Linked DNA regions of Homo sapiens: region 2 is linked to region 1. Evidence: chromatin loops called from intact Hi-C (ENCODE). Cell type or tissue: OCI-LY7. All regions are shown on one strand.

What was found. Hi-C counts contacts between places; a loop is a spot of excess contacts. Peaks named below come from ENCODE experiments on the same cell type or tissue, not always from the same donor. Only the 100,000 strongest peaks of a DNase experiment are listed, where the experiment ranks them.
Region 2: a loop joins it to region 1, with 2.1 times the contacts of the local background. A loop is called at or near these places in 3 of 110 quality-filtered maps.

Annotation. Positions count from the first base shown.
Region 1 is chr7:1,147,529-1,155,528 of GRCh38, forward strand. It overlaps ZFAND2A (zinc finger AN1-type containing 2A), which reads right to left. Exons shown (of 5, transcript NM_182491.4): 4 at 7,925-8,000; 5 at 5,379-5,696. The coding sequence ends at 5,541. Among named protein-coding and RNA genes, the nearest start is that of ZFAND2A, 8.7 kb to the right of the region's middle. In OCI-LY7, no CTCF peak of the experiment used is centred here; DNase peaks (open chromatin) are centred at 1,793, 3,293, 3,853, 4,333 and 1 weaker place; H3K4me3 peaks cover 523 bases; H3K27ac peaks cover 4,303 bases.
Region 2 is chr7:1,020,038-1,028,037 of GRCh38, forward strand. All of the region lies in intron 2 of CHLSN (cholesin), which reads right to left. It overlaps MIR339 (microRNA 339), which reads right to left and starts at 2,989; the gene lies at 2,896-2,989. RefSeq lists enhancers at 3,100-3,657, 7,508-8,000 and silencers at 7,720-7,929, 7,960-8,000. In OCI-LY7, CTCF peaks have their summits at 862 (motif pointing right), 1,062, 4,950, 6,446 and 1 weaker place; DNase peaks (open chromatin) are centred at 904, 4,444, 6,284, 6,914 and 5 weaker places; H3K4me3 peaks cover 4,689 bases; H3K27ac peaks cover 5,165 bases.

The DNA.
Region 1 (8,000 bases):
CAAGCAGAGACGCTCCTCACTTCCCAGACGGGGTGGCGGCCGGGCAGAGGCTGCAATCTCGGCTCTCCGGGAGGCCAAGGCAGGCGGCTGGGAGGTGGTTGCAGCGAGCCGAGATCACGCCACTGCACTCCAGCCTGGGCACCATTGAGCACTGAGTGAACGAGACTCCATCTGCAATCCCGGCACCTCGGGAGGCCGAGGCTGGCGGATCACTCGCGGCTAGGAGCTGGAGACCAGCCCGGCCAACACAGCGAAACCCCGTCTCCACCAAAAAAAAACGAAAACCAGTCAGGCGTGGCGGTGCGCGCCTGCAATCGCAGGCACTCGGCAGGCTGAGGCAGGAGAATCAGGCAGGGAGGTTGCAGTGAGCCGAGATGGCAGCAGTACCGTCCAGCCTTGGCTCGGCATCAGAGGGAGACCGTGGAGGGAGAGGGAGAGGGAGAGGGAGAGGGAGGGGGAGGGAGAGGGAGAGGGAGAGGGAGAGGGAGAGCACTCTTAAGTTTTATACTTCAATACTCCGTCAAATCGAAGACAGAAAACGCAATGCATGAACCAGGCGCCGCCTCTCCCCGCTGAGAAAATGTGCCAGGGCTGTTTGGCCTTTGGTGGGAGAGCTAGACAACGCCATCTAACAGGGACAGCACCGAGCTGACCACCCAGTTTCAAAATTTTGAGCAGTCACAGTAAAACCCAAGTGAAATTCATTTTAATGTTTTATTAACCTAGCATATTCAAAATATTATTTCAACATGTAAATATTTTTTTACTCTTCAGGCCTTGGTTTTATTTGCATTTCTAGAAATATACACACACTTCTAACTCTGTGCTACAAAAATTATACAGCAGTCCCCGTTTATCCTCTGGGGATCTGTTCCAAGCCTCCCAGTGGGTGCCTGGACCCCACTCTACAATAAAGGCAACATGTAAACAATACCTTTAACAGTGAGATATAGATAGATAGATAATTTGGTATTATGTTCAAAGCCCAGTGTGTTTTGGATACTTTTTTTTTTTTGAGACAGAGTCTCACTCCGTGGGCCAGGCTGGAGTGCAACAGCACAATCTGGGCTCACTGCAACCTCTCCCTCCTGGGTTCAAGTGATTCTCCTGATTCCTGAGTAGCTGGGATTACAGGCACCTGCCACCATGCCTGGCTAATTTTTGTATTTTTAGTACAGACAGGGTTCACCATGTTGGCCACGCTGGTCTCGAACCCTGACCTTGTGATCCACCCGCCTCAGCCTCCCAAAGTGCTGGGATTACAGGCGTGAACCATTGCGCCTGGCCTTGTTTTGTTTTTTTTTTTTTTTTTTTTTTTTAATGAGACAGTCTTGCTCTCTGTGACCCAGGCTGGAGTGCAGTGGTGTGATCACAGCTCACTGCAGCCTTGACGTCTCCTGAGTAACTGGGACCACATGCATGCACCATCTGTCTGGCTATTTATTTTTTTTGAGAGACAACGTCTTACTACATTGCCCAGTCCTATCTCAAACATCTGGGCTCAAGCAATCCGCCCACATCAGCCTCCCAAGGTACTGCGATTACGGGCATAAGCCACTGGGCCCGGCTGGATACATCTCAGTTTGGACATTAAATTATCAGAACTTTGTTTCTCAAGACTTTAAAAATTAAAAACATTTTTTCATTAGAACACCTGATCTGCAGATTCACAGTTCACACACCCAGGTTCCTAACGTACCTGTTTTCCACTGACTGAACCAAGTTAGTGGTTTTTAAACTTAACCACACCGAACACTGTGCTGGCTGCGTTTTCCTTGCTCCACAGCACACGAGGCCAGAGGTGCTGCAGACGCAGGGAAGTGGCTTGTCCAAGTGCAGTCCCAGACCAGACGTGTCACCCGGGCAGCTCCAGGTGTAAACCTGAGTCCACCTCAGACCACAGAACCAGGGCCTCGGGGTGGGGTCCAGCACCCTCCCGTAAGGAGCCCTGTGTTTTGACACAGGCTAGGGCTTGGGAACCGCCGGCCTAGGACAGACACCATGAAATAAGCATAGCAACGGTCACATGTCACCCACCGTCAGGGATGTGCACGGCCAGGTGATTGCATTGTCGTGCAAGCATCCTACAGGGACTTACACAGAGCTCGATGGTGCGGCCTCCTCCACACCCAGGCTGTAGGGCATAGCCTGTGGCTCCCAGGCTACAAATGCGTGCAGAGTGCTACTGCGCTGAATGCTGTAGGCCACTGCGGCACGGCGCTGCGTGTTTGTGCTTCCAAACCTAGGCGTGGTGCGGTCCAGCTTGCTGGGAGGATTCCATCCCAGTGTTCTGTGGGACTGCAGGGTGACTAGCTTGTTCTTAAGTTTTTTTTTTTTTTTTTGAGATGGAGTCTTGCTCTATCACCCAGGCTGGAGTGCAATGGCACGATCTCTGCTCACTGCAACCTCTGCCTCCCGGGTTCAAGCGATCCTCTTGCCTCAGCCTCCCAAGTAGCTGGGATTACAGGCATGCACCACCACGCCCGGCTAATTTTTGTATTTTTAGTAGGGACAGGGTTTCATCATGTTGGCCAGGCTGGTCTCAAACTCCTCCAAATACCACAATGTACCCCATCAATATGTACAATTATGTCAATTAAAATAAAAGCAAAAAAGTTTGTCAGATTAAAAAAAAAAGATATAGTGAAAATACAGTATGTTCTGCGATCACCAACATATACACGGTCCGTCATCGACAGAAACATCGTTCCCCTGACTGCAGGTCTGACCACCTTTTTGCAGAACGCCAACAGAATACAAACCCTTCCCGTTACATTTTTAGATGGTGAAAGCAGAAAAAAAAAAGGCAGTGGCTTGTGTTTTTGTGAACTGTCTCAGCGGGACATCTGGTGGGCACAGCTGGATGGCCAGGGCAGTTCAGAACAGGACAGAACTTGGGGGAATTTTGTTTCACCTTATTCCCTGACACCCCCTAAGTTCCCAGGAAATCACTGCACTCTTGATGAGCAGAGCGGCTGTCAGTATAAATCTAACACCAGTATTTACGTTACCCGTGTTCATCACTTCACAAAATCAGACGGTGGTGGAAAGTGTCAGGCCACGAAGGCCGCATCTGTCATCTGAGCCACAAAGGACTGTGCACCTCACTACCCCCCTTCCCTCCCGTTTTGGCTTTCTGCTCTTCAAACCTATAAAACCCAGTCTCCTGTAATCTCTGGCACTTGTGGAAGCCCTAGTTCCTGCCATTGTAGTTTTAAGTCACTTCTGGAAGTTTCCACTGCTTCATCACTGGACAGAGCCATCTTCAACAGGTGGCATTTTGCAACTTTCTTGTTGGTGCTGAAATAGATCCAGGTGCAAAGCAGCTCTCGGGCTTGCTGGCTGCTGACAACTGTGCCTTTTTTTTTTTTTTTTTTGAGATTCAGTCTTGCTCTGTTGCCCAGGCTGGAGTGCAGTGGCACAATCTGGGCTCACTGCAACCTCCGCCTCCCAGGTTCAAGTGATTCTCCTGCCTCAGCCTCCTGAGTAGCTAGGATTACAAGCGTGTACCACCACCACACCTGGCTAATTTTTGTTTTAGTAGACATGGGGTTTCACCATGTTGACCAGGCTGGTCTCAAACTCCTGACCTCAGGTGATCCGCCTGCCTCCGCCTCCCAAAGTGCTGAGATTACAAGCGTGAGCCACTGCGCCTGGCTGAACTGTGCCTGTTTTAAGAAGTTGACCGTGGCAGGGACAAGTGGTCCAGGAAGACACACCTTCTCTCACACAGTGTCCCAGCCCCTTGGAGGTCAGGAACGGGCACGCAGCTGTGCCCTCAAACAATGCGAGTAGCACCTGTGGCCGCCGCTGGACAAGAACCCTCGGCCAGGCAGGTGGATGTCCTTCCCCCTTCTTGGCCAGATAGTCACATCGTTACAGAGGTGACATGGTGAAGAGCGCAAGTGAGCTGTCTGGTGTTTGCTGGTTTTGAACTCCTGACCTTAGGTGATCCACCCACCTTGCCCTCCCAAAGTGCTGAGATTACAGGTGTGAGCCACTACGCCCGGCCTAGTTTGTGTATTTCAGTGGGGAAGTTTCAAGGTTTCAGGCTAACCATCTTCACTAAAATATAAAAGATTAGCCGGGCATGGCAGTTTGGTGCCTGTAATCCCAGCTACTCGGGAGGCTGAGGCAGGAGAATTGCTAGAACCTGGAAGGCAGAGGTGGCAGTGAGCTGAGATTGTGCCACTGCACTCCAGCCTGGGCAATAGAGCAAGACTTCATCCCTTTTAAAAAAAAAAAAGCAAAGCCAGCCAGCATTGAAGCTGGGGATTCCCGTGAAGATGGCCCGGAGGTGCTGCTGGGCCATTAGAAGTATGGGGAGTACCTGAAGGCGGAAGTTACCTAGAGTGGAAATAACCCACACGGCAGTGCAAACGGGAAGGACCTCATCACTTTCCACCAAAAAGAACAAAGAACAGCTCTTTTCAGGTTTGTCTTGATGATGCAGGAATGTTGATCATGTCAGAGGATCTTGGAGGGCAGAAAAGGTGTTTCAGAAACCAGCTGTATGATGCTGCTGCTGCCGAAAGGTTGTGCTGGAGCGAGCTGCTTCTGTAACTTGGGGTCCCAGTCCTGTGTCCTTCATCCATCCTGACGAAGTCGCACCACTGGAGCATCGCGTCACACTGTGCAGTTACACACAGCAACCTTTCCGTGTTCACCAACCAAGAGCTGCAGCACCCCACACAGACGAAATTGCGTTCACATGAGCCGGGTGAACCAGTACCCGAGTCGCTGGGCCAGCCCGCCAGGAGCCAGGGTGAGGAAATCTCCCAACGGCCTGGATTCAGAGACTGTCATGGGTGAGCACCTACAGAGAGGGTGGATGGATCAGCTCAGCCTCCATGTGCTGACCGCAAGAACCCACACAGCTTCCTGCAGGTAAGCAACTACCACTGGCCTGGCCCAGGGATGGACGCCAGACACCACCAGGTGCAACAGTTGAGGCAAATACAGATGCTTCTCGATTTGACAAACATTAGCATTACGAGTTGAATCATGTCCCCACAAGACATGCTGGAGCCCTAGACTCGGGACCTCAGAGTGTGACCTTCTGTGGACACAGGGTCTTTTCAGAGGTCACGACTGTGGGATCACATGACCAGCATCCTTACAAAAAGGGGAAGTCGGGACACACACAGAATGCCATGTGAAGATGAAGGTGGAGACGGGGGTTGTGCATTGACGAGCCCCGAGATGCTGGGGAGACGCAGCCGATGCTCCCCGCAGCCCTCAGAAGGGGCTGGCCCTGCCGACATCCTGCGCCTGGACCTCCAGCCCCCAGAACTGTGAAAGAACCGATTTCTATGGTTTGAGCCACCCAGTTTTTAGTACTTGGTGACGGCAGCAGTGGGCAATGAGAACAACTAGAATCAACTTCAGCATTCAATTTTATTATAGTCCCATCTCCCTCAACAAACAAGATCAGCAGCCAGTGTGGGATGGTGCTCAATGGGGCTCCACTTCCCACTAGAGTGTAAGCTGCTTCCACGCATGCTACTGCGTGCTCCGAGCCATCGCAGCGGAGTCTCTTCTCACCCAGCTTTGATGGTGGGGCGACTCCCGTGTCTGCAGCTGTGGTCCAAAGGGTGTCTGTGCTGGATACAGAAGTTGCCGTGACATTGGGCACATACCATCTGCAGCATCTCTTTCTTCTTGCAGCCCTCTTTTGAGCAACGGTATGTAAAAATCTAAGAGAGCAAAGTGACTTCAACAAGCAATTCTTTTTTTGGAGACAGGGTCTCGCTCTGTTGCCCAGGCTGGAGTGCAGTGGCTTGATCTTGGCTCACTGCAACCTCTGCCTCCTGGACTCAAGTGATTCTCCTGCTTCAGCCTAGTACCTGGTACTACAGGCACACACCGCCACGTCCAGCTAATTTTGTCTATTTTCACAGAGATGGGGTCTTGCCATGCTGCCCAGGCTGGTCTCAAACTCAGCCTCAGGTGATCCTCCCGCCTTGGCCTCCCAAAGTGCTAAGATTACCTGTGTGAGCCACTGTGCTGGCCTTAAATTCTTTAACAGCCTCCGGTAAGAACATTCCCATTTAAACTGGACACAGTTCCTGTCTGCACAGAGTACAGATGCAAAGTTTCATTTGACCATCTCAGTGCAGGTAAGAAGAACATGGGGCTGGACCCAGTGGCTCACGCCTGTCATCCCAGCACTTTGGGAAGCCAAGATGGGTGGATTGCCTGAGCTCAGGAGTTCGAGACAAGCTTGGGCAACATGGTGAAACCCCATCTCCACTAAAATATAAAAGATTAGCCAGGCATGGTGGCGTGGTGCCTGTAATCCCAGCTACTTGGGAGGCTGAGGCAGGAGAATTGCTAGAGGAGGCAGAGGCGGCAGTGAGCTGAGATTGTGCCACTGCACTCCAGCCTGGGCGACAGAGCAAGAGTTCGTCCCTTTAAAAAGAAAGAAAAAAAAAAGCCGGTCAGCATTGAAGCTGGGGATTCCCGTGAAGATGGCCCGGAGGTGCTGCTGGGAGGACAACAGAGAGAGGCAGCCAGGAAGCAGGGAGCGGGAGGGAAGGAGGCCAAGCACAGATGACAGGCAAGCCCCACAGAGGCACTGGCTCCAGGAGCCCTGGGACAGTGGAGGTTGTCCCCATCAAGGGAATATCTATCATGTCCCAGTACCCACCGGTCATTTTTTTTTTTTTTTTTTTTGGTGCCAGGATGTAGGCAGCGATATAAAGTCCTAGGAGTCAGAACTCCAAGAGGGGAAGGCAGTGAGGAGAGTGGGGAGGGTTCCAGCAGCCGGGGGTGGCCCTCCGGCCAAGGCAGGCAGGCATGGCCATGCTGAGCGACCATGCAGGAGGGACCCGTGCAGGGATGCAGGCAGAACACAGGGCGTGCCCACCAAAAGGACAGGAGCACAGCGGGCCAGGAGCAGCCGGGAGGGCATTCCTGTGTGGGGGCCTTGGGGCAGTGCTGGGTGAGCCCCCAGCAAGGGAAGCTGTGTCATGTGGAAGAAGCGGGTGTGCCAGAGAGCTGTGATGTCTCAGAGGCTTAAGAGACCTCCAGAGGCTGAGGGTCCCAGGGCACAGCCACAGCAGGGAGAGCTAGACAGGGCCAGAAAGTGGGGACCAGAGCAAGCTTCCGCACAGAGAATTTTGTGTGGCAGACTAAGGAACACTGATTTTATTCTCTATGTTTGAGACCAAAAGTTATTTGGTTTATGGTAATATAACTGTAAAGTATTGAACATCATATACTAAGATAGTTGGTAACCACCAACCAGGACCCATGACTAGGAACGGATTAAGCCTGACAGCAGCCAGTTCACTAGAGAAGCTCCTTGAGCTGGGCGTGGTGGCTCACACCTATAATCTCAGCACTTTGGGAGGCTGAGGCGGGCAGATCATAAGGTGAGGAGTTCAAGACCAGCCCGGCCAACATAGTGAAACCCTGTCTCTACTAAAAATACAAAAGTTAGCTGGATGTGGTGGCATGCGCCTGTAGTCCCAGCTACTCGGGAGGCTGAGACAGGAGAATCGCTTTAACCCGGGAGGCAGAGGTTGCAATGAGCCGAGACGGCACCATTCACCATGGCACTCCAGCCTGGGTGACAGAGCAAGACTGTCTCAAAACAAACAAACAAACAAACAAACAAATGAAACGCACATGAACAGAATGGATCTAGAAAGCCATGTGAATTCTCCATCTCAGGAGGGAAACTAGTAAATTCCAGTCAAGAAAGACGAACCTGACCTGGGATCCCTCATATTAAAGAACATTTATAAAACTGAAAACTCAGGCCCCTCGCAGTTTAGGACAGGGATAACGCAGCGTTAGGACTCTTCTTTTCTACTTTGTACATAAACTATTGGGAGTAATTTTCAGGTAGCAAACTGACTCTTCCCAAGGAAAAACCAGGCTTCCCAGATGAAGGAACTGAGGCGGGCTCTGTCCTTACCTTCTCTTTCTTCTTCCCAGGGTGAGAGTCACAGTCTCTGTCAATGTGATCACCAACCACCACGTCTGGTATCTGG
Region 2 (8,000 bases), 130 kb before region 1:
GGCCCGTCCCCAGCCTCTCTTCCCACTGAGGAGAGATCCAAGGGCCGGCGGAGTGGTGGTGTCTGCTGCTCTGCGGGAACACGGGCACCAGGCCCAGCAGTGCATGGATGCGGCAGGCCCCGCGTGCGATGCCCTGGTCCCCACGACTGTTTCTTCCCACGCCGCGGAGTGCATTCCCTCATGCTCCCGTCCTGTGAACACGCGCTGCAGCCTCTGCCCTCCTGGGGCTCCCTGAGAGAGGGGGCACCCCTTGCTCCCATCACAGTCCTCCTGCAGCCTGGGGCCCCGCCCAGCACGCCCACCAAAGGGGAGGCCCGCTCTCCTGTCAGAGCCAGGACAGCCTCTCCAAGAACTCTTCCTGGGCCCCAGAGAGGAGCCCCCTAGGTTCGCTTCTCGCCAGCCGCTGCCCCATCTTGCGTCTCCACCCAAGGGCCCCTCGGCGCCCCCACCTGGAGCCCCCACTATCGAGATATGTCTGGCGGATACCACACACAAGGGGGCTGTAGCGGGTTGGGGAACAGGCCAACCCCTCCCAGACTGCAGGGACAGCTAGTCTCACACAGCTAAGACCAAGATGATGTAAGGAAATGAATGACAGTAAACCCAGCCCTTACCGAACCCACCTCCCGAGCAGGGAGGACCTGCAGGAAACAGAGGCTCCCATTCCTGTTCACCTCTGATCTCAGGGGCAGACACCAGCCCATCACTGCCGTCTGCTGACCACCCCTGCAGACGGCCTGGGCCTTGGATGTCCTGCTCCTCTGGGCTCCCCAGGCTGTGTGAAACGGAGGAGTGCAGGGGTCAGGACCCCTCGACTTTCTTGGGGGCAATCAGGCCGTTTGTAACGTCCTGATACAGCAGAGCTGGGGACTGGGGTTACGAAAGACACCACCAGGTGGAGCCTTCAGATGGGACCTCCCAGCAGGGCCTCCAGGCTGGGGACCTTCAGGCAGGTACCTCCAGGCTGGGGACCTTCGGGCAGGTACCTCCAGGTTGGGGACCTCCCAGCAGGGCCTCCAGGCTGGGGACCTTCAGGCAGGCACCTCCAGGCTGGGGACCTCGCAGCAGGGAACTCCAGGTTGGGAACCTCCAGGCTGGAGACATTCCAGTAGGGACCTTCTGGTTGGGGATCACCAGGTTAAGAACCTCCAGGTTGGGGACCTCCAGACTGGGGACCTCCCAGCACGGACCCCCAGGTTGGGAACCTCCAGGCTGAGGATCTCCCAGCAGGGACCTCTAGTGTGGACCTCCAGGCTGGCACCCATGGGGCAGGTTTCTTTCTTCTTCCCCAGAAGCCTTTTCATCGTGGCAGTAGGACCTGACCTTGACAGAGATGATATTGCGGATTTCAGTGACTGAACCAGAGTCGGAAGCTGAAGGGCTCTGCCCAGCCTTCCTGTCTTCATCCATTAAGTCTGATCGGCAGTGGTGGCCACCTGGGCTGCTGCTTTGACAAGATGCCAGTAGTTGGAGCTGGGACCCCAGGGAGCACTGTCCATCCACCGCACAGGAGTAGGGCTTCAGCAGCTGTCAGTCATCAATCATTTCCCCATGCTGTTGGATGGGAGAGGGACAATCTGCCAGCCCCAGTGTGACTGGCTTTGCTGCCACCGCAGTGCCCTCTGGGAACCCCGGCAGGTCGGCTGGAGGCAGGACACCACCCCCCTAACCCCTCCCTACTTGTCACCAGACAGAAACCACAGCTCACCAACAACCATACACAAACAGCGCACTAAAAGAAAGCATGCGGCAAAAATACCCGCCCAGCGAGAACTGTGCCTGGCACAGGGAAACACACTGGGATGCGCGCCCTTCCGCGGGGCGAGGCTGGGTTTTGGGGTATAAACTGAGTCCTGGGGAGCAGGAGCCTGAGGGGCACCCAGGGCAGCTCCCTCGGCCTGGGTCACAAGGTTCGATCCTCCGCGGGGGTGGCAGGAAAGCCCAAGTCCCTCGGCACACCCAGGTGACAGCGATGACGGCCCACAGGCGTGGCGCCTGGGCCACATCGGACAGGCCATGTCCTGGAGCACTCGAGGCCCCCTGGACAGGGCAACCAACCCTGAGTCCACCGGAGTCTGCTCGCAGACCACCAGGAGCCCCGCTGCACTGTTCGTGAGCCACGGTGGTGACGGCAGCTCAGGAGGGAAGGACCAGAAGCCTGGCCCCGTCCCACGAGGACAGACGCAGGCCTGCGGGGAGGCATGTCCCCACCCACGGGCGCCTCCTGGACCACGAGCTCCTCTTTCTCCTGCATCGCCTCAGACCCCACCCAGGGGTTCCAAGGTCAGGAGCCTGGTCCCACGTCCCACAGCCCTCTCATGGGGCACCCGTACGGATTCTGTTCCAATTTAAAGAAAACCTTAATCAGATTTGTCACCTCAATTATTAGAATCCCACGGCGTTAACTCACAGTAGTAAACTGCTTTTTCTGAGAAACAAGAGTTTTTTAAATTAAGCCTTTTATTTTAACGCAATCGCAGGTGACGGCCGTCGTGAGGGAACACGGGACGCCCACGTGCCCTCCACCACCTCCTCCCACGGCAACCCTCGCAGAGTAGCCAGGACCACATTCGGATCCGGACTCTGAAATGACAGTCCCACAACCAACAGCATCGATGTGGTCTTCTTAATGATCAGAAACACACAGGGGATTAATTTACTCTTATTCTGCAAAATAAACAAGCTCTCAAATTCTTTAAAGGTGAATCCCCCCCAACCGTCCTCCCTCCCCAGTTACTTCCTCCCTAGGACACCAGTGGAACATCCCATGCTCTCCCCCTTCCATGTTGATACCGAATAAAACACACTGCATCAGAAGACCCACGCATACGAGTCCAGGGGCTGCTACAAAGCGCGGCGACGTCTCCGCGGCGAGCTGGCCACTCCATGGTCCCGGCGCAGACACTGGGGCAGGCGCCGGCTCTGTCGTCGAGGCGCTCACAGGCAGGCACACGTGAGCTCCTGGAGGACAGGGAGAGCGGCCGCCCCGCCCCTGCGGAGCACAGGACGCTTCCTGCCACCCCTGCAGAGCATGGGACGCTTCCTGCCATGGTGCCGTGGCAATGGGTGGCACCTGCCTGTGGCCCCTTCTCAGAAGGACGTTTTAAACGCGTGAGGTCTGATGCACAGCCACAGGGAGACACAGACGAGCAGATGTGGGCATCCGAGTATTTACAAGGTCTGGTGGCTCCTGCAGCCGCGACACGGGCTGAGCGCAAGTGATGTGTGAGGTGTCCCCAACAGATGGCACGGGGAGCGCCCACACCCGCCACCGCGGGGTCTGCGGAAGCTCGTGTCAGCTGGAGGTTAGGGAAGACGCACAGGGGCTCATTCTCCACCCAGGTTCAAACTCCCTGAACTCACGAGACCCAGGCTGAAGACATGGACAGACTCCCAGCCCCAGCGCCCCTCTGACAGCACACCCGAGGCCTCCTGGGAACCTGGGACCCCTTGCAGGGTCCCCCGCAGGCTCCTTCCTAGGAAGGAGGTTCCTGCCCTACTCCACATTTCTCTCCATCCAACTTCCAACTCCTTCCCACTGGGCCCTGGAGAACATGACGAAGACTGTGGGGGCCTCCTCCCAGGAAACACACACACACACACACACACACACACACACACACACACACACACACACACACCAGCAACGCGCCCAGACCCCAATCCCTGGCAGCCCAACTCCTCGTTCTACAGAGAAGGGGTGAGGATCTCCAGGGGTGACTGCTCACATCTCGGCACATGTAGAAGGCAGGGCTGGAGCAGCGGCCCCTGCAGCCCAGGCCAGGGGACTGGAGGCCCTTCCACAGCAGCCCTTTCCTTTTGATACACGGTCTTGCTCTGTGGCCCAGGCTGGACTGCAGCGGCACCATCACAGTTTACTGCAGCCTCGACCTCCTGGGCTCAAGCAATCCTCCCACCTCAGCCTCCCAAGCAACCAGGACTATAGGCATGTGCCACCATGCCTGGCCAGTTTTTAAATTTTTTATAGAGATAGGACCAAGGCTGCTCTCACACTCCTGAGCTAAAGTGATCCTCCTTGCCGGCCTCCCAAAGTGCTGGGATTATAGGCATGAGTTTTCAAACTCCTGGGCCACAGCGATCCTTCCGGCCAGCCTCAAAGTGCTGGGATTATAGGTGTGAGCCCACGGTGCACAGCCCCCACTTTCTTCCTAAAAACCCTGCAGCTTGGCTGACAGTGGGACCTGCCTCCCTACTCCCGCCTGCAGGAGCTCAGAAGCCTCAGCTCAAGAGGAGCCCTTGCCAGAGACGTGGGACCAGGAATGGGCCCCACAGAGCCCTGCCCGTGGGCTTCCTAAACAGCCTGAGTTCAGCTGCACACACCAACGATGTAGGCGGGTTGCAATAAACAGCAAGAAACGGACCCATGGGACAGGAGAGACGCAGGAGCCCCAGGGGACAAGAGAGACGCAGAAGCCCCAGGTGCCTTTGGTGGCCAGTGCTGAATTTCGCAAGCAACATTAGAAACTTTTTATTTCTGCTTTTCTCTTAACCCAAGGGTGAAAATGGAAACCTGTGGTGTGGGGCAGTCTGCTGAACGCTAGGATGAGGGCGGGGAACAAGAGCCACCCTCCCCGCTGCCACCTGGCCCACAAGAGCCTTCCCAGGGGCTCTCCAGTTTCAGCCCCTCCTTGCCGAGCCAGACAGCGCTGCTGGCCTGGACGGGAGGGACACCCAGGCTGACTGAGTGGGGGAGCACTTTTTATAAAGATCAGATCAGGTTTCTGAAAACAAAAAGCCCCCAGATCCTGCGAGCGGCTATTTAGACTTGATGCACACTCCACCATTTCACAGGTATCCATTCCCCAGCGTCACACATGCCCATCCCCAGCTGGAGCACACTCTTCAGTGTGGAGGACAGAAGGAGCAGGCAGAAGACGACCCCGGGGCGCTGGGGGAGCAGGTGCGGGCTCCCACATACCTGCTCTATTCTGGTTGGAGGTGTCACAAGGGAAGGCGTGGAGATGCTGCCAATGGGGACATGCGGCAAATGCGCCCCCTTCGCCCCACACCTGTCAGCAGCTAGCAACAACTCAGTCCTGACTGCTGGAGACCCAGCCCCAGGGGCAGGCAGGTTGGGATCCGCTGCTCAGGAGGCAGCTCTGGGCCAGGGTGGAGGCCGGAGAAGCCAGGCACCTCCCCGCAGAGCTCTGCAGAGGCCAGTCTGCTAACGGCTTCATCACTGGAGTGGCGGCTGCTAAGAGCAAAGCCTGTGCTTGGTACCTCAGGGACCTAAATAAGAACCACTCCCTGTTCCAAGGATCCCAAGTGGGGGGAGGACGAGAAGCAGCTGAGCCTATAGGGCACAGGAAACTCACTGGGGTGTGGGTGCTGGGGACTTGGGTTGGGTGCTGTACTGAGCAAGCCTGTTGTGGGGGGACACTGCTGGCGGTGGGTGACGAGGTGCACAAGTCAGGTCAGGGAGGGGGACTCTGCCCTGGCACCACTGGGGCACAGGACACTGGCTCAGGTGTCAGCTGAGGACCCCCCAGTGTAGGCGAGGGGCTCACAGCCGCTGAGGCCTGTGGACACAGCTCCGTGTATTCTGAGGTCGCAGAGCACAAGAGGTTGGGGGTGTGATACGGACCGACCTCGCCCATCCAGGAGGAATGGGGCTGGTAACAGAGCTTTGTAACCCCTCAGCACCGGTAGAGGTTGCGTGGCTCCCCAGTGGAGCTGAGGGCTGGCGTTTCTTGCTCTGTATTTCCCTGCGCTCTGGAAACTCCTGCATCACCAGCCTTGGGCCCTTCACTGCCTCCCCTGGGCCTCCAGAGGCAGGCTGGGGTCCTCTCCTTTCTCAGCCTCTGTGGCCAGTGTCTGGCACAGGACAGACACCCACCAGGACGCTGCCTGGGACGGAGGGCTCCCTTCTGCCTCCGGCCAGGTGGGCCCCGCAGCAGCTCAAGCTTCAGCTGCAGTGGAGGGAAGAGTGAACTGCTGGGCAGAAGCAGAAGCAGGCCTCCTGGAACTCGTGACCCCAGATCCCAGAGGCCCTGCCCCCTTGCCACCTCCCAGAATGTTGGCAGGGCCTCTGGGTGATTTTCATCCACATGCAGGGGTGTCACATAGGCCCCTCGGCTCCAGCTCCCCACTGAACGGCAGCTTTGTATCCACAGGTAGGGCTGGGCGGCTCCAATTTGAACTTAGGCATATGGACGCTGTCTAACGATTCACGACACTCCTCGTTTCTTTCGCTACTATTGGACCAGTTGAGGGTGGAGCCCAGCTGCACCTGGCATTGCTGAAGAGCCCTCGCAGAGCCAGCGCTCCAGCTGCTGGGCGCGCAACAGCTGTCCCGGGAGGCAAGGGTTCGCACGGCAGTGCTTCTGTGTCGACAGAGGCTGTGCTGCAGCTCCCTGCCAGGCCCGTGTCCTTCCTAGCTGTGAGAACACTAACCTGCCTGGGCTTCACCTGTGGAAGCCACCGCTAACTAGCAGTCGGAGGCGGCGTTGTTTCTAAGACAGGCAGGCAGCTCCGGCAGGAGCAGCCGCTAAGCACAAGGACGGCCAACCACACAAAGCCTGCTTCTCAACCACTCGCAGGAAATCGGCTCACAGTTGCTCCCCATTCTTCAATGCTGATCCTGCCACTTTACTGAAAATCACATTATTAACGTTTAAAAAACGTATGGGAACCATGCAAAGACATCCACGCCCCTCAGTTGCTGCCGCTCCAGCACCTGGCTCCGAAGTCTGTGCAGAAGGCGAGGCTCCCGTAGTGCTCGAGAGGGCCTTGCACGCTCCCCGTGGAGGGAACAAAGCTACGTGGATTTTCCAGCGCGCCGCCCACTTCACCAGGCAGCCTCTGGGCTTCATCCTGCTCGCGTGACAGGTGTGCTCTGTGCTGTCAGGAAACTGCAGGGCTTTGAGTATAAACTGAAAACAGCAAAACTATGTTCTCATCTCAGAGGCCCCTTCCTTCTCACCCCGAGGTCACCTGGGCCCGGAGACACAGCACCCGCCGTGCAGGAGCCTGGAAGATGTTTGAGCAACGAGAAAAAAACCAGAACATGTTACCGCCTCTAAAATGAGGAAATGGCAGGATCAAAATTAAATGTCCGTGAAGTGTATCATCATGTCAATTTTGTTAGTTGTTACACATAGTTTAAAACACTCACATCTGGGAACTAAGTACGGGTTAGGTTTTCTCACTTTGCCACAACTCCTCAGTGAACACAACGAATTCATAAAAATCACTGTCAATTCGGTGAGTTACTCATAAGCAAAGGACTCTGAAGCAACGGTCACCATTCCCGCCGTCTCTGCAGCCGTGAGGCCCAGCAGCAGGCTAGGCAGCCCGGTTCGCGTGTCCGTGCGGACGCCTGGTCCACGGCCCCCGGCTGTGCGCGCAGCAGCTGAGGACGCTCCGAGGACACAGCGCAGGACCAGCACGGGGCCGCCACCTGCCCGGGCCACCGCCTCCTCAGAAGATAAAAGACCTACTCCAAGCACCTCTGCGCTCTCCAACCCAAACCCGGCTGAGCCCCGACGCAGCAGCGGCAGAGCCTCTTGAAGGAGCTGCCGGCCTGCTCCGCCGTCCTCAGGAAGGCTCCCGAGTGAAGCTATCCCAATTGTTTTCATCATGAGTCTTTGCTTTAGTTGACACAGCTTCGCACTAGCACCCACCGCGCCAGTGGGGGCCGCCTTGCCTCAGGCAAGAAAGCCCCTGGCTTCCGAGCGCCCGACGGGGTCCTCTACCCCGGCACAGGGAGGGGCGAGGCGGCGCTGCGGGCGACACAGGCCCTCTCAAGGGTCACGCGGCGGCCGACGACTCCAGCCCACCCAGGGTCCTCAGAGCTCGTGTCTCCCCCGGGGGCTGCTGCATCGCGGCTGGGGGCCCGGTCCGCCCCCACAGCGCAGGGGAGCCTGGCCGGTTGCGGGGCCGCTCGAGGGCTCGCAGTGCCTGCAGGGCCTGGACCCCCACCCTGCCACCCGCGGCCCGGCCCTGCGCCCCCAGGAGAGTAAGTGGGAGGAGGGCGCGGG